Regions from separate parts of the Mus musculus genome. Here regions 2, 3 and 4 are each linked to region 1. The links are chromatin loops, found by intact Hi-C in ENCODE. Cell type or tissue: gastrocnemius. All regions are shown on one strand. Each heading gives the region's core, and the rest is flanking DNA. Links, peaks and the distances in the headings are about the cores only.

What was found. A loop is a pair of places that touch in the nucleus more often than their neighbours do. Peaks named below come from ENCODE experiments on the same cell type or tissue, not always from the same donor. Only the 100,000 strongest peaks of a DNase experiment are listed, where the experiment ranks them.
Region 2: it touches region 1 in a loop (2.3-fold over the local background); 2 of 42 quality-filtered maps call a loop at or near these places.
Region 3: it touches region 1 in a loop (2.1-fold over the local background); 2 of 42 quality-filtered maps call a loop at or near these places.
Region 4: a loop joins it to region 1, with 2.7 times the contacts of the local background. A loop is called at or near these places in 2 of 42 quality-filtered maps.

What each region holds. Positions count from the first base shown.
Region 1 is chr4:47,574,945-47,580,457 of GRCm38, reverse strand. No RefSeq gene overlaps it. Among named protein-coding and RNA genes, the nearest start is that of Gm32487, 25 kb to the left of the region's middle. In gastrocnemius, for the core only: a CTCF peak has its summit at 2,783 (motif pointing left); a DNase peak (open chromatin) is centred at 2,741; H3K27ac peaks cover 341 bases.
Region 2 is chr4:48,127,723-48,133,235 of GRCm38, reverse strand. It overlaps Stx17 (syntaxin 17), which reads right to left. Exons shown (of 8, transcript NM_026343.2): 2 at 1,287-1,471. The coding sequence starts at 1,409. Among named protein-coding and RNA genes, the nearest start is that of Stx17, 5.6 kb to the right of the region's middle. In gastrocnemius, for the core only: no CTCF peak of the experiment used is centred there; a DNase peak (open chromatin) is centred at 2,856.
Region 3 is chr4:47,912,811-47,918,323 of GRCm38, reverse strand. No RefSeq gene overlaps it. Among named protein-coding and RNA genes, the nearest start is that of Gm46853, 38 kb to the left of the region's middle. In gastrocnemius, for the core only: no CTCF peak of the experiment used is centred there; no DNase peak of the experiment used is centred there.
Region 4 is chr4:47,504,797-47,510,309 of GRCm38, reverse strand. No RefSeq gene overlaps it. Among named protein-coding and RNA genes, the nearest start is that of Gm42283, 13 kb to the right of the region's middle. In gastrocnemius, for the core only: no CTCF peak of the experiment used is centred there; no DNase peak of the experiment used is centred there.

The DNA.
Region 1 (5,513 bases), core at 1,753-4,252:
CTGGTGTGGCAAAGGGGGGAACCTAGTGTGTAGAGTATCTACACACATTGAACACAGGAGCTGATGGCTTCACTCTAAGTAAAACCACGGATGGGCTAGTGACAGGAACTTGTAGGCACAAATGACATGGGGGCTCTTACATTGCCAGGACAGGAAAAGGATGAGGTCATATGGATTTTAAAAACATACATTTATATCACCCGCTCTTCCTAATGTCCTACCAGTCTATGCTTTTTCCCTTCAGAAATTGTGTGCAGGCACATGGTATACGATCCAGCTTCCCAACGGCTTTAGGAGATGCCAAATATTTAATGACACCCCACCTCGAAACAATAAATACATTTGAGTCAGTTCAGACTCCTGGGGAAAAGGATGCTGAAAATTTGATGAAAAGGAATTAATAAATTATAACCAAGCTATTAAGATGTGAATCGCTAAAGACTCCTGACACTCTTTTCCTTCCTCTAATTAGAATTAGGAAACAAATAAACAGACTTGCCTCCCTGTGCTCAGAGCTCTGCCCCACCCCTCCAAAGCCACTGTCTGTCCAGCTCGTCGACCTTCATTTAGACAGTCAGACGGCTTTCAACAAGATGGGCCGTAAGGTGCTCACAGCCAGTTTAGAGACAGTGTTCTGATTCTCTGAGCCAGATGTTAGGACCTTATTGATGAGGTGCCAATCACACAGCTGGGGAAAGAGAAGGTCCAATTTGTGGGCCGTGGGGTATCTTCCCAATCAAAGTCCTCCTGCTGATGGATTTCAGGGCCTGCTTCAAACTGCATGAGAAGACTCAAGCTTCCCAGAAGGAAACTTAGATTGTTTGCCCACCTTTGCTTTCTGTGTAGCCAGAAGTTGAGTCCAAAGGAGAGGGAGCATGTTGCCCAAAAACATGCAAATTGTGATAATGAAACCCATACCACTTGGCTGGAGATATGGCTCATCATAGAGGGTTTGCCATAAAGGCATGAGAACCTAAGTTTGGATGCCCATGGCCTATATAAAAAGCTAGATGGGGTTACATGCACATATATGTTACCCCAGCAGTGGCAGGGATGGGGGTGGGGGAACAGACAGATTTCTGAAGCTCATTTGCCAGCAATCTAGGCAAATCAATGAGTTTCAGGTTCATTGAGAGACTGCTTTAAAACATAAAAGTTGGGGAACAATCAAGGAAACACACACACACATTTTGCATAGATAAAGCCTGGATGGCTTCTCTTTCTTAATAATTGTCATAGAAGTATGTCACATGCATACTGGGCCCAGAAACTGACTCTTGCTCATGTACCACAGGCCAAGACAAAGACAGCGTAGATGAGTCCAGGGTGGGCATGGAGGGTAAAATGAGGAAATCATGAAAATTTATCTAATCTCAAGACCTTCATTTTGCTTTTATGTGCAGAGTGAGTGACTCAGTGCCAAGAATGGACATGTGGCTCAATGCCAGCAATGCAAAAACTCATTTTCCTCCAAATATTTCATGTGTTCTGCATCAACACAATCTCCAGCAAACATCCACTCAGGTTTGTCATCCCTTCCGTGGTGAAGAAAGAGAAATAAGACACAGCCTCCGGAGGCTCCCTGACTAGGAAGAGACGCAGATGTCCCACGGGTTGCAACCTGAGAGGACGGTGCTACATGACAGATGTATGCAGGGTGGGGATGACAGCTGAGCTAAGTGTTGAAGGATAAGTCAATTGGGAACATGGCAAGGAGACCGAGTTCAGACAGAAGAGACGCTAAATCGTGACATGAGATGGTCCGAGAAATCGTGGCCAGGGGCAATAGTATAGGTACATAAAATAAAATGTAGATTGGTTGTTTTCTTTTTCAAGAAGAGGCTATCACTGGAGAGTGGAAGAAGAATCTGTCTGGAGCAGAATTAAAGTAATAAAAGCCCAGTGTTACCATTTATGGTTGTTGATATGGGTTTCCTGTGCCAGGCTTCTGAGACACCCAGCTACCACACCATGACTAGACCGTGTCATCGCCAGAGAGTGCTGCTGAGGAAGTGTGCCCAGGAGGACAAGTTGGGACTAATGTGGACCATTGCTTCTCAGATTTTCAATCCTACTTGTTGAGACCCAGGGATGCGAAATCACGGGACCCAGCATCATAGATCCAAGTTCAAATCCACACCATGCTATCTCTTGATGGGGGTTTTCTTTTGCCATAATATTTAACAGTCCCAACATCTTCCTATAACTACCTCTGTGGTGGTTCTTGCCAAACACCCAGAACACTCTGTAAAGCTCAAGGGGCGGGGGACACTTCCCCATCCTCTGTGGTACCCCAGATACCTACATATCTTTCCTCTTGGGTGATCTCCAGGGATGTGGGCATGTCTTGCCAGTCCAGTCCATTTTTTGCACGTGGGATAGTATTCATACTGTCCCATGCCTTCCCTTCTTCCCCTTGTGCTTCTGTCCCTACACCCAAGATGAATAGCTATTTGTCAGCCTTAAAGGTCAGCCTTTCCTAAGGTGACCACTCCTCGATCACTACACCCAAAATGAATAGCTATATGTCAGCCTTAAGGGCCAGCCTTTCCTGAGGTGACCACTCCTCGCTCACACACAGTCCCTCTCTCTTCTGTCTTTTCCATGCCCTCGGGGACTTCCCTACTATCTGCCAATGATGTTAACTTATATCCCACAAAGTACTGGATTCCCAGAGCACAAAGTTGCTTGCCAATTCATCCTAGAGTGCTGAACACCAGTTGGGTCAACCAGCCTCCCAGGCAAAGAGATTCCAGGCCTGACTCTGCCATCTACTGGTTGCCAGTCCCAGGCTGCATTAAACACCAGTGACCATGCCAAGGCCTGACACAAAGGCACTCATGACAACTTTCTCACTGTGATGCACATCTGTCATCTTGGTCACCCATTCCCCATTGCTAGACCATGCAGAAGTGAGCAGGTGCTAGCACTGTGTGGCCGAGTGTTCCTGGTCAGTCCCATCATCCCTTACAGTCCAGCCATCTCCTTTCCAACTTCCAGAAAGTCGCCACCATGCATAGTGAGTGAAGCACACCCTGCCCCGTTTCTAGCACATTATTTTTGCCCCTCTTATTATAGCTCTCTGGCTATTTCAATGAGATTTTTGCATGGGAGTGGAATAAAATGCATATATTCATATTTTTGTCTTGGGCATCATCAAAGTATTGAAGCAGATAGGTTATTTTAAGAGGCATTTCTGACTGAAGGATATTCTGACTTCTTTTGGATATTCTGGCTCACTCTTCAATTACTGGATTTGAATCCTGACTCCTCCACCTCATACCAATTACATAACGTCTCTGAGTCAGTTATCTCATCTGTAAAATGGGAATAGTGCCGCCTATTATGACATGTTCCACCAAAGCCTGTTAGGTCCCAGCTGGTGGCACTATTTGGGAAGGTTCTGGAAGGTCTTAGGTTTGGGAGGCAGGCCTCCTTGGAAGTAAAAGATCAACAAACAGGTCTTGGCCACTTCTATAGTCTCCTTGCTCTGCTTCCTGGCCACCAAGACGGGAAATGCTTTGCTCTGCTATGGCCTCCTCACCTATGAAACCAGGAGTCAATATAAATCTTTCCTGCCCATACATCTTTTTATGTCAGGTATTAGGCCACAAAGACACAAAAGTGATGTATCCCTATTTACACAGGGGGTTGTAAACTTGACAATTACCAAGTACTCATCATAGGTATTCAATTACGCACTGTCTTCCTGTGTTTAGGTTTAAGTGTTCTTTACATATATTGGTATTTTCCCCCTTCTATAATATCATCTAAATCTGGGGGAGATAAACTCTGTCAAAACTCCATGTGACCCAGAAATGAACCAAGTAAACTAACACTGAGAAGGCTTTTTTAGACAGAAAACTATGCATTGCATAGAGCTCAGCCTCACTGAGTTATTTGGGGACACATTGTAACAGGTTGTGATGCAAACCTGATACAATCTCCACTTTTCTGGTATCCTTTCCCCTAGAGTGTCTGTACTGAACCTCTTAACTCAAACATCAGCTTGTAGTTTTTTTAGGCAAAAAAATCTCAGGCAGAACTCAAAACTCCCAAGTCCCAGCCACCATGCCCAAAATGATAATCCCTTGAGAATGTTAATTGAATGCTATAATTATAGACTATGCATAATAGGCATTTTGCACTGATGTTGTACACTGCCAAGAAAATATTTACTTGGCTAACTCAAGTCCATGACCAAGTCTATTTTTTTCACAGCAGAAATAATGCTCTCGTTTGGCACCACCAGACGCACCCGTGGGAAGTATCCTGGATGCTGCAAACATAATCAAGATGTCTCATACATGTGCCCCTTATAAGTCATATGCCTCCTTCCTTTGCAAGAATATCCCTAAGTCTTGTGTGGGCTCTTTTTTCTTCCTTCCTCACTTTTCAAGAAATTAGCTGCTTGTTGGAGATCCGTTGAGGACAAACAGGAGAGGCTGGAAGTTGGGGCTCAGGCTTCTTGTCTCAAAGCCACTTTCACCAAATCGATCCTTGCTCTTGCTATTCATTTCCCTGTGGCTTTTGGTCCATGCCATTCAGTGAAGCATTTCAAAAGCATAGGCTGTGTGGCGTTTAGTTTCTTGTTTGTTCGTTCGTTTGTTTGCTTTGACTTGTTGTCGATGTTGCTGTTTATTGACACACACGGGTTATCTGAGAAGAGGACTCTCAATTGAGAAAATGCCTCCATCAGATTGCCTGGATGCAAGTCTGTAGGGGCATTTTCCAGCCAACTATAAGAGTGACACCCTGGGCAGGCAGTCCTGTGTTGTGGAAGAAAGCAGAGTAAACTCTACAGACCTCTCCTCCATGGTTTCTGCTTCAGCTCCTCCCTCAGAGTTTCTGCCTTGAGTTCCTGCCCTGACTTTGCTTCCTGAAGACTATAAGCTGTAAGATCAACCCTTTCCTCTCCAGAACAGGCTGCCTCATCCCAGGCACGTGCCCTCCCTCACCAGTTGGTCCCTGGCAGTGGACATGGTGGATTGATATAATTTCTCCTTCCACGCTGCTGACTTCCCAGGCATTCCTTGGGGTCCATCTGTCTTCTTCAGGGGTAATCTGTCTGCATAGCTGCTACCTAGTCCTAAAATGCATGGATCTACTCACCTTTAGGAAAATCCCGAAGCAGACTCCATCCCTCTGGCTATCCATCAGGTTTCACAGGACTGGGGGGAGAGCTTTAGGCTTTGGGATGTGGACTTGACCCCATAAAAGACAGCATTCTTTCCTTCAGGTGTGTCCCTTGTCAATGTCAGTGGGTTTCTGAGGGACAAGAAGTGTGGCTGCCTTATTCCTGTCTTTAGTCAGAAATTCCAAAGGCCTTTGAAAATCCAAGTCCTTTGGTTTGTTTCTGGTTCTCTGTGTTGTGGATAGCTTTATAGATTTCAAAAAAAAAAAAAAAAAAAAAAGCCAGCTATGGACCGAGATGAGGGCGTGTACACTTCTGACAGTGCAGTGTCTGTCACCATCCACCACGTGTCCCTTCCAGTCCTTTGACTTCTGTTCAT
Region 2 (5,513 bases), core at 1,323-3,822, 550 kb before region 1:
CTATTCCTCCGATTTGCTGTGGGGTTCCCCCTTTCCCATTGATAGGATCACATACACTTGTAGCTAGGATTGAAGGGCAATGACAACAGGCATTTCCATGCAAAATGAGAAACATATGTTAAATGTCAAACTTAGAGTAGGACAATAAAGGGGGAAATGGCTTTAAGAGCTCACAGACCTCTTGTTTCTCCCTTTCAGATTCAGTTCATCTACCTAATTCTTATCCTTTGTAATGGAGAAATATTGAAGCTGACGTGTTTACTTTGGATTGCTCAACTCAAGGTAAAAGGTTTCATTAGCCGTGTTTTTTTGAGCTTTCACTTTCTTCCAGTGCAAGAAGCAGTTTAGCAGATACTTCCTTCTGTATCCTGATGCAATAGAGCCATCGCTTATGCTCCATATATAAAGAAGAGAAGAAATGGGGATGGAAAAATATTAATCCTGAATTCTAGAAGACTCCTAGAGAAAGTTTCATTGTAGACATCTTAGAAATTAATTTTTGTGTTTTTTAAAAGCACTTAAATACTAGAAAAATCAGTAGAAGAAAAACTTTGGTATTTTTAGTAAATACAGCTGATACTGAAAGGCTTAATAACCACACCATCCATTCTAACCCTAAAATAAAAATAAAAATAAAAATAAAAATAAAGAAGTAGAGGTAGACACAGCTCAGTGCTGAAAGCAGATGACAACCCACCTTTCCAAGTCAAAGCTCAGTTCTCAGTAAACCTGAGGCTTCGGTAAACATCACAGGCCCACATCACACCCTGGCCAGGGCAGGGCCTCTGAGCAGCTCATCTGCCTTGGCAGAACTTCTCAATTTGGATCCTTTGTCAAAGAGAAGCAGTGAAGAAAGGAAATTCCCTCACATCACACAATTGTTTACATCGTTTACATGTGCACCTGAAGAGGATAGAAGTTCTTGATAGGCACAAGTTCAAAACACTAGCCATGGGGTGAATGAGATTAAGGCAGGTCCATTAGCCACAGCACCCCACCTTCACACTATGGGGCACCATCAAACAGTGTGATTTAATTACTATCTAAGACCTCCACATGTAAATTAAAAAGGCATAAACTCTACTCCCATCTCCCTTCCTCAACATAATAAAAGGAATATTTGAGAATTACAATTGTGAACTTGAAGACCAGTTGAAAAGTAATGCTGCTATAAGCAGGGTGGAGGGGTCTCAGAAAAGCCTCAGACTCTCCTTGTAGCTGAAACGTAGACAGCAAGGAAGAACCCACACAGGTACCTGCTTCTGTGATAGAAATGAAACACTCACCTTCTCGATGTTTATCTGGTGTTTTCTTAGCCTCTCCAGGTCTGTTGGGATCACGATCTTAGTGAATTTCTGTATCGCTGGCTCAAGCCTGCGTAACTTCACCTTTTCCTCATCTTCAGACATCCTGAAGCCTGATGAGCCGCTACTTCCTCTTGCAGCAGCTCTCTTCTCTCAAACAGAAACACCTAAAGGGGAACATTGAAGAACGCTTTTACAACAGATTCCGTTCTTTTTAAAAGTAAACACATACAAGGCTGGAGAGGGTAAGAGCACTGGCTGCTCTTCCAGAGGAACCAGGTTTGGCTCCCAGCACCCACGTGATGACTTGCAACCGTCAGTAACTCCAGTTCCAGGGCGTCTGACACCATTTTCTGGCCCTTTCTGGCACTGCACATATAGTGCATAGACATACTCATAGACAGACACTCATACACATAAAATAAAATTTTAAAACATAAAAGGCAAAAAATATGCAATTATACTTTACTCTAAATACATATAAACCCAAAACTGAACGTGTATAGCTTTGTTTCTCTATGAAATGATAGTTATTAAAATATTCTCTTCATGAAAATTGTATCTAGTCATTCCTGAACACTTTTCAAATAGTGTTCATTTTTACAGCACAGGCAGGATGGACCTATGTAAGTCTAGCCTGGCCTGGGAAGCCCAATGCTCCTGCCTCTACCTTCCAAGCTTACTCTAGAATGTTCAGAAAATGTGTATAAATGAGAGACCACAAGATGGCTCAGTGGGCAAAAGGGCTTACCACCAAGCCTGAAGACCTGAGTTCAATATCTGGGACCCACATGGTAGAAAGAAAGAACTTATTCACACACACACACACACACACACACACACACACACACACACACAATTAAAATACAATTAAAAACTTAAAGAAAATACGAAAATGAACAGAGTAAAATGAAGCTGTCAATGACCTCCTTATTCTGCAGCGTCTCCTCTACATTTTGTGGCTGTTTCCTGAGGTCTTTTATAATGTGCAGTATGTGTGCTAAAAATGAGGATGGCAGCTGGGCGTGGTGGTGCACACCTTTAATCCCAGCACTTGGGAGGCAGAGGCAGGCAGATTTCTGAGTTCAAAGCCAGCCTGGTCTACAGAGTGAGTTCCAGGACAGCCAGGACTACACAGAGAGACCCTGTCTCAAAAAACCAAAAAAAAAAAAAAAAAAAAAAGACAGGAGACAATTCAATAAGCCATGCTCTCTTTCTTTAAAAAAAAAAAAAAAAGAGGATGGCTTCCTGATATGTTTGGGCACAGAACAGCCATCGTTTTAAAAACTGCCAAATAGCAAACCTGCAAGGAAAAAATTCCCTCTTAACATTTCTGCTTGTATCAAGCTCCACTTCCAATGTCATCATAATGTAATTGTGTAATTATATACTTCAAGCACATTTCACAATACAGAACTCCTCTCACGGAAGGCCCTTATCTCCTCTTCTTAGACGAAGTGATCTACTAAGTAACCAGCAACAGAACTCCAATAAGAACCGTACTTACAAGGCCAGGAGATGGCTCAGTGGGAAAAGGCGCTTGCTGCCAAGACACAGCCTGAGACTGATTCTCAGGTCCTACGTGGGAGAGAACTGACTCCCACAAGCCTTCCTCTGACCTCCACATGCACACCATAGCACATGCATGACATAGCACATGCATGACCTCCACATGCACACCATAGCACATGCATGACACACACAAATAAATACATATACTTAAAAAGTCAAAGAACCAGATTCTCTTCAGACATATAAGTATGAAGACATTATTCTGGGTCACCGGGATTCTATGGCCATACTGAAAGTCCTAGCATATGCCTCTGGGAACAGGACAGGAGAGGTGGGAGCTGGAAGTGAGCATGCTCTAAAACCCCACACTGGCATTAACTGGAGACATTTACTTACAGCAGTTTTATAAGTTTGTACTTGTAACAGATCTTATATAAATATGTGCTTCCCTGCTTAACCAAGCTTGAACACCATCAAATGATATCATGCCTTGATGTCACCCCCTTAGCCCATAGTCATATTGAACATGTAATTCTGTTGGATTATGGCTTCTTACCCAGGCCTTGTAAAGATACACTTTTACACATAGACTCTGTGAGATCCTGACTCTTTAGGATTCATTATTTTCAGATTCTCAAAGAGACCTAATGTCCCCAAACATCAAGAGCTGCTTTAAATAATGCGCTGATTTTCTCCTTTCTTTCAGTTGAAAATCTTCAAACAATGGCTATAGTTAAAGCTGCTTCCCTTACCCATTGGCTAAGAACTTTTTTTTGTTTTTTGTTTTTGTTTTTGTTTTTCAAGACAGGGTTTCTCTGTATAGCCCTGGCTGTCCTGGAACTCACTCTGTAGACCATACTGGCCTCTAACTCAGAAATCTGCCTGCCTCTGCCTCCCTAGTGCTGGGATTAAAGTCGTGTGCCACCACTGCCCAGCAAAGAACTTGATTCTTATGCCTAACACAAGCTCTCAGGGAAAATTTCCAGGCACCAAGATCAGGGTTAAAACTGAATCAGAGAGCAGACATAAACTAGAGACACATGGATAGAAGTACAGTATCAAAAGAAATAGGCTCAGACCACAGCAGAAAATAACAACAGGCAGATACAGAGATGAGAAAGTGATTCAGAAAGAAATGTCTATTCCTAAATCTACAAAGACATATAAAGGAATAAAATTTTCAAAAGGACATAAAGGAGTGGGCTCTTTTTTTAAATTAAAATAATGCTACAAAAGAGTTAACAGTCCAATTGGTACATGAGAGGAATTAAAACTTTCTAAACTGAAAACCTCAAAAGATAAAATAAATAAGAAATCACACCTAGCTGGAGAGAGGACTCAGAACTCGGACGATGACAAGATGAAGACTGTAAAGGAGAAGATAAAGGACATAAATTCACAAGCTCAGTAGCAAATAGAAACGGATACAAAAAACAGCCCAAAGAAAGAATTTAAAGGAATTATGCTGAGAAGTAAAGGCAGATGTCAAGTTTTAAAAATGCATAAATCCTGCTAGCATAAATAAAAACAAACTTACCTAAGCACATGATAGGAAACTCAGAGCATCAAGGACAAAGAAAAAGATCTTAAAGAGCAAACCAGAGATAACAGATAAATTAAAACAACAAAAGCAGCCAACTTTTCATCAAAGCAATATATCAAAAGATAGGAACATCTTCAAAGTACTCGGGAGCTGGTGCATACCTAGGCAAGTTATCATCTGTGGTGAAGCCAAAATAATTATTTTCAGGCATGCAAGGCTCAGTTTAACAAACTCATTAAAAGGAGAGAGAGGGGAGAAAGGGAGGGAGGGGAGAAAGGGGGAGGGGGAGAAAGGGGGAGAGAAAGCAAGCTAGAAGGGAGAGAGAGACAGAGGGAAAGGGTGTGTGTGTGTGTGTGTGTGTGTGTGTGAGAGAGAGAGAGAGAGAGAGAGAGAGAGAGAGAACGAACACGCACATTTCTTTTTGGCGCTCTCCAGGATCCCCAGAGTCTGTTAAGGCATCTGGTATCTGGGAGGTAATGATGTGGTCACTAAACATTCACTGAATTCACCTTTTCCCCTTCAAAACACAAAACAGTGCTAAGGATTATGAAAAAAAAATTATAACAATGAAGAAAATAAAAGGATGGAATGAAAATAATAACTTATTGCTGGGTTGACTAACTGACTGACTGGGTTTATTCTGAATAACCTGACCAAGTATACAAAAAAATGTTACCATGTAAACCTTTTTATTACATAGTAGCATAGTATTACACTGTGTGTGTCCCATAATCTAATCATCCATTGTGAGTTATTTAAGATGATCCTAATTTCCTACTACTATAAACTACATTCTGATTACCCTCCTCACACATAAATCCATATTACCTCCTATGACGACTTAGGTAGCTAAAAATAGAATATTAAGCAGATAAACTTTAAATTTTAAAAATATGCTCATTGCCAAATAAGCCATTAAAGGTTCTTCCTGTTTGCATTCTACCAGAAGCACCTCTCCATATTCTAACTAAAGATTAACCAATTAGCAAGGGAAAAAATGGTGTCCTAGGAGATTTTTCTAGTTCACAGTCCACTTCTAGCTAGAATTAGATTCTTTCTATCATTTCCTATTGTTTACAGAATTATATGAAATTATATATCTGAGAGCATAATATTCAAATTATTGCAGGCATACTGTTACCATAACAAAATGT
Region 3 (5,513 bases), core at 2,040-4,539, 340 kb before region 1:
GCTTGATTTTGAGGTCTGTGTTGGCCTGTGGTGGGACCTTTTCATCCCTGCCCTAGTGGAGGCAATGGCCTTAAGCATTCCTCTCAGAATGCCCAGAGCGGCTGAGAGAGAGGCAGGCTGGAGGCTCACAGCTTATCTGAGCAGTCTCTCTCAGGAAGACATCACTTGCATCTCCATTCTCAGCAATCAGGGATTCCAGGTGACCACAAAAATGAGTACAAACCACCATGTGTGATGGTGCACAAGAGCAGTAAGTGAGCATTGATGAATGTGGGTGCTGGGGCTGAAAATAAGGTAAGTGCTTTGGGCCCTGTGCATGACAGCCCAGACAGAGGTTGTGAGGACAACTTTTGGCCTTTGATTCTCTCCTTTGAGGGACTGAGCTTACGTCATCAGGCCTGCATCTGCATGCAAGCGCTTTTACAAGAAATTAAATTTAAAAATTAAAAAAAATATATAATTACAAAAATAATATCCCATTTCTTTTCCCCCTTTCAATCCCTACCTCCATGTACTCCCTTTGGCTTCTTCTCAATATTATGGGCTCCTTTTCATATTCATATATATACATATAATATGTATATCTTATACATATATCAACGTGTATTGTGTGCTTGTGTGTATGTGTAAGACTTCTCAGTCCCTTAGTGTTACTTGTGTGAATATGATTTCAGGACTGACCATTTAGTATTGGATAACTCATTAGGGGCCCATCTCCTGGGAAAAGCCCTCCTGCTGTTACTCTCAGTAGTCCTTAGTTATAGCTGTCACTTTTAACTGCTGATCCATTTTACCTGTTCATGAACGTGCTGCTCTTATTTAAAAAGCTCACCACCTCAAACAGTTGGTTGATATCCTGTACATAGTACTTATTAGCCCTATTATACCATTCCAGCCATCCTTAGAGCAAGGTACACGGAGATTTTGGTGACATATTATAAAGGGCCATTGGCAAGCTAAAGAAAGGCTGTGAGATTTATGAAGCTTTTAGAACATAGGTGGAGAACTGTGGCCTTCAGGTCAGATGCAACCAATTTTTACGTAACACAGCGACACTTATACATTCTCTGTGACAGAGTTCAAGTTAGAAATACAGTTAAGGGGTTGTGACACCAATGAGAGGCTTAAAAGCTTAAATTATTGACCCCTTGTTCCTTCACAGAAGAAGGTCCAACCAGGTTATGGATTTAGAGATCCACATAAGAAGAGATGGATGATGTCATAGTTAATAGAAAACAGTTGTGTAAGTTGGGTTTGGTACATGCCTGGAATGCCAGCTCTAGGAAGGTTGAGGCAGGAGAAGCCAGGCAGGCATTATGAATTCAGCCTGGGCTACATAGCAAGAACCTGTCTCAAGACTAAACAAGTGATCAAATAATAATAATAATAATAATAATAATAATAATAATAATAATAATAATAATAATAAAAACAGAAAGCACAGGTTATAGAGGTAACTCACTCAGTGGGTCAAGGTGCTTGTCACCAAGCCTGATGATGTGTTTGTTGGGGGCCTCACGTGATGAAAGGAGAAAACAAAGTGTCCTCTACAACCACTAACATGTACACACACCAAACACATGCACACATACACAGACACACACAGACATACACACACGCACACACTCACCCTAAAATAAGGAAAAAAGTTTCTAGTGGTAAATGAGTATTTACATGTGCCTAGCAATTAAATATTGGCCTTATTGTATGTAATAGTAGTTAAGGATCCTCTTTCAAAGTAGATTGCATGGGTAATGTCAGGTTTATAGCCAGAAGGTAGAATAGAGCCCAGCAAGTGTGGACTCTCAGAGCAAGATCGTTGCAGTAAATGACAGTAAAAAGAGATAAAATCTCTTAGAAATAAGAATATAAGTCTCAGGGAAGCTGATTTCACGTCATCAGAGAGAGCTTCCCTCCGGTTTTATCAGTGTTTCAGTCTGCGACGCTATTGACACGTGAGAGAAGCTTAAAGAGATAAGGCCGATAGGAGGTCTTCTGGATCAGCTGTGTGTGCCCCCAAAGGACGCGGCAGCTGCACAGACCCCCCCCTTCTTCTCCTCTTTCACTTCCTGCTGCGATGGGCCATCTTTCTCTGCTGTGTGCTCGCATGGTGATGTGCCGCGTCACCACAGGCCCAAAAGCAATGAGCCAACTGACAGCGAGTCAAGGCAAATCTTTTCTTTCTGCGTATTATTTTCTTAGGTATTGCAGAAAGCTGACCAATACAGATGTCTGTAGTCCTGAGGGGGTTTTGTGAAAGCTTGTTGCCCATCTAGAAATAATAATAGGCGAAAGTTTCAGACGGGATGAGCTAAAGTCAGTTACGGCTTCCAGAATTCAAACAAGGAGTGAAAAACACAGAGCTTAGAGCTTAGAGCTCTCCTTCCACCATACGCTGCTTCCCTAAGACACTCCAAAGAGGAGGTGCGAGAAGGTTGGTGTAGTGGAAAAAACTCCTCAATGAGGATCAGGAGAGTTTGGGTCATAATTCCACTTCTGCAACCAATTTAACATGTGTGTACACAAACACTTTAATCTCCTTGGGCCTGGGTGTCCTCCAGTGACGGGGTACTAGATAATCTCGAAATTATTTTGGTTCTAAAATAATTTTATCCTGGAATCGGCAAGGCCCCTCCTGCTGAAAGGTCAGACTAGTTCAAACAAGTCGTTGCCTTCTTATGAGCTGCCGGAGTGCCAGGGTTTGCTATTGAAAGTGCTTCGCTGCATCTTGACCCCATCTCTGTCTTAGCCACTTGCTTCTGTCCCTTTCAATCGTCGGTTCCCATTTTGCTTTCCCGTGCTGCCTACTTTGAAAATACACTAAACCAGGTTGTAGGTTTAGCCTTTCTTTAGCACATTTATTGTTAAAATGCTTCCCCAGAGGAGACATAAGCAATGTCTGTCCCTTCTCCTAAGATACAAATGACAAATTGAGGCAGGATACTGCCAGAGTTCACTCCTGGAAACAAGTGAGTTTACTGGGCCTCCTCACAAAGCACACGTGAGGGATACCTACGTGGGTGTGAGTGCTCCCCGGCCCCAGCTGCACTTGGAAAGCTTAAACCCAACAAAGATAAGAGCTTTCTAGTAGACACACAGATGGAACCCTTCTCCCATAGTTCCCTAGCACCTCTATAATCTAATACATATACATACATACATACATACATACATATATGTATACACACACACACACACACACACACACACACACTCACTCACACAGGGACTTAAGCCAGAGTTGCAATCTACAGGTGGTAGATTGCTGGTGGATATTCGGGTAGGGGGTTTTGTGACCCTCCCCATTCCACCTGAATGGATGTAAATAGTCAATAAAGACCAGCCAACATGGTCATTTTTGCAAGAGGGGACAGCTTGAACTCCTCAACAAGATGATGACTTAGCTTGGATTGGAGGGCAGTCTCTAAAAACAACGTAGAATCCAAACTCTACTCCACTCCCAGGTGGGGTTTTAAGGATGTCTTTAAAAAGAGGATGGGCTTCCTTCCCTTAGTGAACCTGAAGGGACATTTTATTATCGGTGGAAGAAGTTTCAGCTCTCAGAATGACACATGTACCCATTTTTCTATTGAGGCTCTTTAAGGAAGTTATTTTCCAAAATGACAGCAATAATGTAACTTTAAAGATATGTCCCATGTGGCAGCATTTCTCCCTCGGTCCCATTCATGTAAATACCAAACTCCTTTTGTTCAAACTGTATTGTTTTTAAATTTTCACACGACTTCATTTAGTTGACTATCAACACTTGCCCGTGCTCTACAGTATATTTGGCCATGTATCTCATATTAATTCCGAGCAGCCCTAAAAACTGCTGTGTCATACTAAAATCTCCTTTTAGTCCAAGGCATGCCAGTGTGTGTTGCCAACTTCCAATTGCTTTTCATCCCGAAGATTAACAAGGCCGCCACATGGTGCTCTTTCTTACAAACCGTTATTGCCTGCACTAGAGTGAGGACCTGATGTGGTGACATTAATCCCAAATGGGCAGGACGGGTACCCTTAATTCTGTCCTGGTGGAAAGCAACTTGAGCTGTCTGCATAAGCCTTTTATTTTAGGAATACCTTTCTCCATCATCGTTTCTATTAGGAACCTTAGTCAGTTGTTAGGAATTTTCCTTCTCTCCTGAAAGATGACATTCCTTTTCTCTCACTTTGAGATACCCAGAATTCGCACCCTCAGTGAATAATCTCCAGCATTGATTTAGTTGCTGAATATCCTCCCCAGTCACGTTTTAATTATTCATTAGGAAGCCATAGGAGTTCTAGCTAAAAATGGAGTCTGGCTAGCAGCCCCCCATGAAGCCTTCTCAGCTTTCCTCTAAAATGGCTGTGGAGGCAGAGGGTGAAAATAGGTACTCTAAAAACAAAAATAAAAGCAATGGCCAACATAATTTCAAAGGGAAGAAGCTATGTGATTACAAAGAATAAGGTCGAGGCACATCTTTTGTTTTCCTCTGTGACTCACTGGCAGCTTTACTATCTGAAACAGAATCCCTTTGAAATGAGGAGGTTGGAAGGTCTGGGTCCCCACCATTCCACACAACTTCAGACCTAGAGACTCAAGTCTAGTACTAATGAGAGTCTGCGTGTGTAGACATATGTGGATTGGTTTGTGAGGCTGAGAATACTGTCATACTATTTTATATCCAGAAAAATAAGAGGTTTCAGGAAAGACTCAGACCATAGGTCAAGTTTGGCCACCTGGAGCTCCGGTGAACCTTCACACTCTCAGGTAAAGCTCTTCAGTTGGGTTGGAAATGAAAACAAAGAGAGAAACTGTGGTGACAGCATATGCTGGGAATTATGTGCGTTGCAGATTCACAGCATCAGGAAATCAATGTTTGTGGAGTAAGTTTGGGACTTCACCAGAAGAGACGTATAGAATAGGAGCAGCCCCAGGCCAGATGCTATGCACGTCAGTGCACAGCACAGAGCCAAGGGAACCACAGTTCTACCAGAGTTCTGGCATGATTTGATTTATCTGTGGAAGACAAAAGAGAATATATATATATATGACTGGTTCCCCTGGAGAAAATACTAAAACAAATGGAAGAAACACAATAATTAAAGAAGTAACAGGAAAAAAATTCATGAACAGAAGTAAGACCCAGATTGAAAAAAATCATTGTGTTCCAGACAAATCAATGAACAAAGGCACACATGATGATGTATCCTGGCAACAGTTTTAATTCACAACCAAAAGAAAAATCTTTTATAAGTATTTAAGCAAAAGAAACAGAGTACCTAAAAATATAACGAAAATCTGGCTGTTCTCTGGCTTTTACTCTAAAGGCTTAATTTAGAAGAAAGTGATGTATTGTATGCAAAGTTTTGAGAATCAAAGTTGCAAGTTGCTGCTTTTATACCCAGCCTAGTTGTCTTTAAATTGTGAAATAACAGAAGGATATCTCAGACATCCAATGACTCAGCAACAAGCATCCTCCTTGAAAATCATTTTCAGAAAGAAAAGCAATGAATGGGAGACTTTGTGA
Region 4 (5,513 bases), core at 1,714-4,213, 70 kb after region 1:
GTGATCTCGAGTTCAAGGCAAGCCTGGTCTATTTGTGGAGACAAATTCCTATCGAATTTTTATTTTGGTCTATCCTACCTTGGTGCTTTATAACTTCTACTGGATACTGTCTCCTCCCTAAATTCAGTCAGTTCACTGGCTCTTAATTCAATGACATTGCTTTATATCTTTAAATCAATGTATAATTCCTTCTGCTTTTTGTTATTTTTGTGGTAGTTTTGAGACAGGGTCTCACCATGTAGCCCAGGCCAACCTCAAGGTTGCAATTCTCCTGCCTCCACCTCCTGACTACTGAAATATCAGGAGGGCAACACCATTTTCTGGCTAATGTGGAATTTATTTTGAGGGTGGCCCTTGTTTGCTTTCAGGGCAGCAGGAATCATCAGCCTTCCTATTTCATGGCTGTCTCTTGTCTTGAAAGACTCAAGTTTCCCATCTTGGGGTCTTTTCCTCTTCACCACCAAACCTCCTCACCACAGCACCTCCTGCCTACTTCTTGCTTTCTCTTCCCCTGAAGCAATTCTCTTTGCCCTTCTAACATAGGATGAGTTTTCAGGCTCCTATCAGTAGTTGCCAGCTCGGGCAAATCCCTCCTCTCTGGCGATGACTTCCGATCAACCTCAAGCTTCTCACCAGTCCCCCTCCCTCTACCAAACAACGTTTCCTACTTCACACCATGCCCTTGGTTAGGCAGTGAACCGAACATAAAGAAAACTCACTGAAAACTTATTTCTCCATATACTTGTTGGTAAATTTGCAACTGGGACACTGTAACCCTTCTGGCTATACTAAATTCATGGATATGCTTTATTTCTCCTTCCTGTTGTCCTGTTTTGTTTTGTTTTGTTTTGTTTTGTTTTGAGACATTCTGATTTTTGAGGCTGTTATCGCATCTATGGATTCTTCCTGATGGAGGAAGGACACTCAATGCGCACAAAGCTGCCGTTGGATAAGAAGTGTATGTGGGTTCCCATGTACTACTACATAGTAGAGGAACTACCAGTGACAATAACCATGTATTTCACAAAAGCTAGAAGGTAAGACTGTGGACATTCTAACCACAAAGAAGTGAAAAATATTGAACATTATGCAATTGGTACCTACCTTGAAACATTATACAAAACTCTGTATGTACAGCCTCAATGTGTTCATAAATGAAATAAATAATGAAATAAAATGCTCTCTAATTATATCTTTTGTGTGATTCTCATCAGCTGTAAAGATTTTACTGTGAGGAGAACAAAATCAGAGGTGGCTTTTGAAATGTAAAGTGTTAAGAACAAGATGCTCTCACAACGGATGCCACTGGGTAACCGACGTCCTCCGCTCTGAGAGACTATAGCTTTGAATCACTGGGCACTTCGGGAAGGGCCAGAGATTGTTTCAGACTCAGCAAAAGAAATATTTTACCTAAAGCTCTTCAAGAGAGTGAGATAGATAGCAGGAAGTGCAGACAAGTGTGTGAAGAAAAGCAGCCAACACTGCAGTATAAGATAGAAGGCACTTTCCTTTTATTTAAATTTTCATTAATTTAAATCTTGTATAGAGTGGCTCATACCATGCATATGTGTGCAGCCAGAAGATAAGTAGCCAGAGTCAGTCAGTCCTCTCCTTTCACAAGGTCGGTCCCCAGAATCAAAGTCAGGCTGTCAGGACTTTCTTAAAGGGGAGTACTGGGATAACAAGATGTGACGGACCAGGGACAGTAACCACCGATAACTTGCTAATGGGATCCAAGAGAGAGGAAGTCGGATCAGAAAGAGAAAGAAACAGAGAGACAGAAAGATACACAGAAGGAAAGACAGAGTGAGATCCAAGAGAGAAGGAGGGATCACACAGAGACAAATTGATCAACGGTTTCAGAATTCCTAGGGCTAAGTTCCAGTCAGGACATCTATACAAGCAAATATCTCATTATTTGTTTCATAGCCCTAGGTCAGTTTTACAACATTATAATTTCACAGTTTATATATTATTTTCCTCTTTTACTCTCTTCATATCTTAAAATCATTCCATTCCTATGAAACATGTTTAAAAACATAGGATCTACTAAAGTTATGACACCTCCAGAAATGCTGGATCCACCCAAAGAACTAAAGTTCGGAAACTGTAATGAAAGAAAATTCAGGAAACTGTGTTTTGGTATACCCTTCCAGATAATCCTACAACCGCATCTGAGTAACCGAATCCAAACCGAAAAGGAGATGTGGCCACTTCGTCGTGATCACCAATCAGCCTTCTTTGGGTTGCTGTTGTTTTGTTTTGTTTTTTAAAGAACAGTGACTGGAAAGTGACTTCTCTGGTCATTGCCCACATGACAATGTGGCCATCCTTGCCATGTGATTCCTAGTAAACACTTGTCTGTCAGTTTTATTTTCCTTTATAAAACAGGTATCAGACAGATGCAGAATGGTCTCAGCTCAGCTCGAAAGGGGGCATGGTGTCCCAGTGAGGACCTTCACTCAGAAGGCGAGGAACCCCTCAGGAAGCCTGGTGTTCCCTCTCTCTATCTGGGAGTTAGGACTCATTTTCCACCACCTGATATGCAGAGATTCCCTCCCCTTCTACATTTACCAAGTTTTTCTACACAGTACAAAGAAACAAAGATGGTAGGAATTGATCAGTAAACATGACAATGTCATGTCAAGCCACAGATCACAGCCCGTGAGGGATTCTGAGGGACTCTAGGTGGCAGGGGGCACCCAGTCTGGTCTCCCATCTTTGAGTCTGGAACACTCAAGAACGGGTGTTCTACTTTGGAGGTTGACACAGAGAACAAGACAATATCGTGAGGTCCCTTTGTAAAATTTCTAAATCCAAGGGTTCTGGATTTGTTTAAGAAGGGCTTGATCTTGAGGACAGAAAATAAAACCAAATAGAACCTCGAACAGTTTTACCTGCACCCAGAAAGGCCTCAGGTCTCCTCCTGTACCAGCCTTACTTCCTTCTGACATGGAGGGCCACCCTATCTACCCTGTGTATGACTTGCTGTCATTGCTGAGAAATTCCTGCTAGTACTAAGCCAAAAGTAGTTTAGGAGCCTCTGCTGTTTCCTTCATTACACTAGTAGAGAGACAGTGACTACTGCCCTATCCCTTCCTAAGTAGATCCTTTAGAATCCTATAGGTCACGTCCCACGTTATATCAGTGTAAAAAGCTTGTGGCATCTCAGGTGTACTCATCAACATTGTGAAAGGAAGGAAATCGAGGAAGAGTCTGCCTCAGACTCAGATTTGCTCAAGGTGAGAGGTTCTGGGAACTGGGGATGCTTCTCAGCATAGTGTGCAGTCAAGGGCCAGCCACCATCTGGAGAGCCCTGCTAAGCCCACAGAGGACGCAGCACCACCGCACGGGTCATACCGTTTGTTTCCCCAAATGGAGTTAGACTTACCCAAAACCCTGAGTGCTGCTTTCAAGAAGTAATGATTTCGGTCATGATTATTTTTTATTATTATAGTGCACATCTCTTCCCGCCCATGCATATAAATCTACCTCATTCACTTTGCAAGCTGAGTAGTGGTCCATTAGGATGCTGTATACCATCTCTGTGTAAACCTGCTCTTACTGGACTGCTGAGTTGTTTCCAAATCCTTCCAAAGCCTCGAGACGCACATCTGTGAATATTCTAGCAGTTTTTACTCTAGTGAAAACTCCCTGCATATGTCTCCATGCACACGTGTGAGTGCTGCAGAGGATAAGTAACGTAAGGAGAACTTCTAGGCCAAAGGAAACAAATGGGTTTTAAATTTTACATTCAAAGTGTCCTCCAAAGACCTACCAATGAGAATAGACAAATTCTCATGTGTGTGTGTGTGTGTGTGTGTGTGTGTGTGTGTTGTCTATGTGTGTATGTGTGAATGTGGGAGTATGAGTATGTATGTGTGTGAGCATGTTGTTTGTGAGAGTGTGTGTGTGAGCATGTTGTCTGTGAGAGTGTGTGTGTGAGAGAGAGAATGTGTTGTCTGTGTGTGAGTGTGTGTGAGTATGTGAGTGTGTATGTATGAGTGTGTGTGTGAATATGTTGTCTGTGTAAGTATGTAAATGTGAGTGTGTGAGTGCATATGTGAGTGTGTATGGACAGTTTCTTTGTGAGTATAAGTGTGTGAGTGTGAATGTGAGTGTGTGAGTGTGTGAATGTGTGAGTATGTGTGAGTATGTGAGTGTGTGTGAATTGTTGTCTGTGTGAGTGTGTGAGTATGTGAGTGTGTGTGAGAATGTGTGTAAATGTGAGTGTGTGTGAGAGTGTGCTGTCTGTGTGAGTGTGAGTGTGTGTGAGAAAAACACAGCTGTGTGTATCTTTACATCCACAACCATTGTTTCCTTTTAACTCTTGAATGTTCATTTGTCAATTTTATTTTTCTTCCCCTCTTTTTTCTTACAGAGACAGGATGGCTTCACACGCTTGATCCTCCTGCTTCACTGTCCCAAATGCTGAGTTCTTGGGTAACAGGTGTGACAGATACATCGGGAAGAAATGGAGGATTCCAGCTGTGTTCCCTTGTCACCCGTGAGGCTGAGTCTCTGTCGGCCATGCTTATTTCTCTCCTGGGGACTTGCCTGCTCGTGGCCTATGATGGGCTGTATGTTGAGTTATTTGCCCTTTTTCTATGGATCAGAGGAGTTCTTTAAATAAATTACCTGCTCAATGTGCTGCAAAAACTGCCCACCTCGTGTGTTATCTCTAAATGTGCTGTCTCTGCTCGTCTTGTAATGACTTGCTCAGATTTTCTTATTAACGTCCAAAGACTTTCTATCTGAAGGAGCTCTATCTTGGCCACAAGTATTCTATTTGTTTTCCATTTCATTTGGGGCTTGGTTGATTCAGAAGCAATTTGTGCTCATGTAGACACATAAGCCTTTGCATGTCATAAATCTCTAGGCAGCCGCTCCCTCCTGAGACGGGGCCTTCACTAATATCGTCCTCGGGTTTTCCTAGGACTTTGTAGTCCATCTGGAATTTATTTCGTGGTATGCCATAGGAATCTCGCTCCTTTTATTCCAAAATAGTTGGTCAAATTTCCCAATCTCTTACATCAAATTAGTCATCCTTTCCTCTGGAGAGTGTAACCCCAACCTGCCCAGACAGTTAGTTTTTATTTGGACTTAAAAGATGTAGAAAAGATTGAGATCAGCCATCTTGACTCAGTCTTCAGAGGGGATAGAGTACTGTTTGCTTTGGATGGGAAGGGAGTGTGGCGCAGGGTAACATGGGGGAGGCAGTGATGTGGTCATGGAATTTGTTGTGAAAAAGGAAAGTTTGAGGAAGGCAAGAGAAAAACCTACTGAGTCATAGAAGGAAGGTGTTATCAACAAAACAGTTTCAGAATGGCCTCGAGGCAGGAATCATGGGAAAGCCTTAAAATAGCCGATGATAGAACAGAATCAGACTCCTCGCTGAAAGGAAAAAGCCCACAGGCATCCACCCCCAGCTTGCCTTCTGGCTGTCACAGAGCCTCACAGAGTTCATGTCAGGATCGGTTAGGCAATTAGAAAATAGAAAAGGCCATAATTGT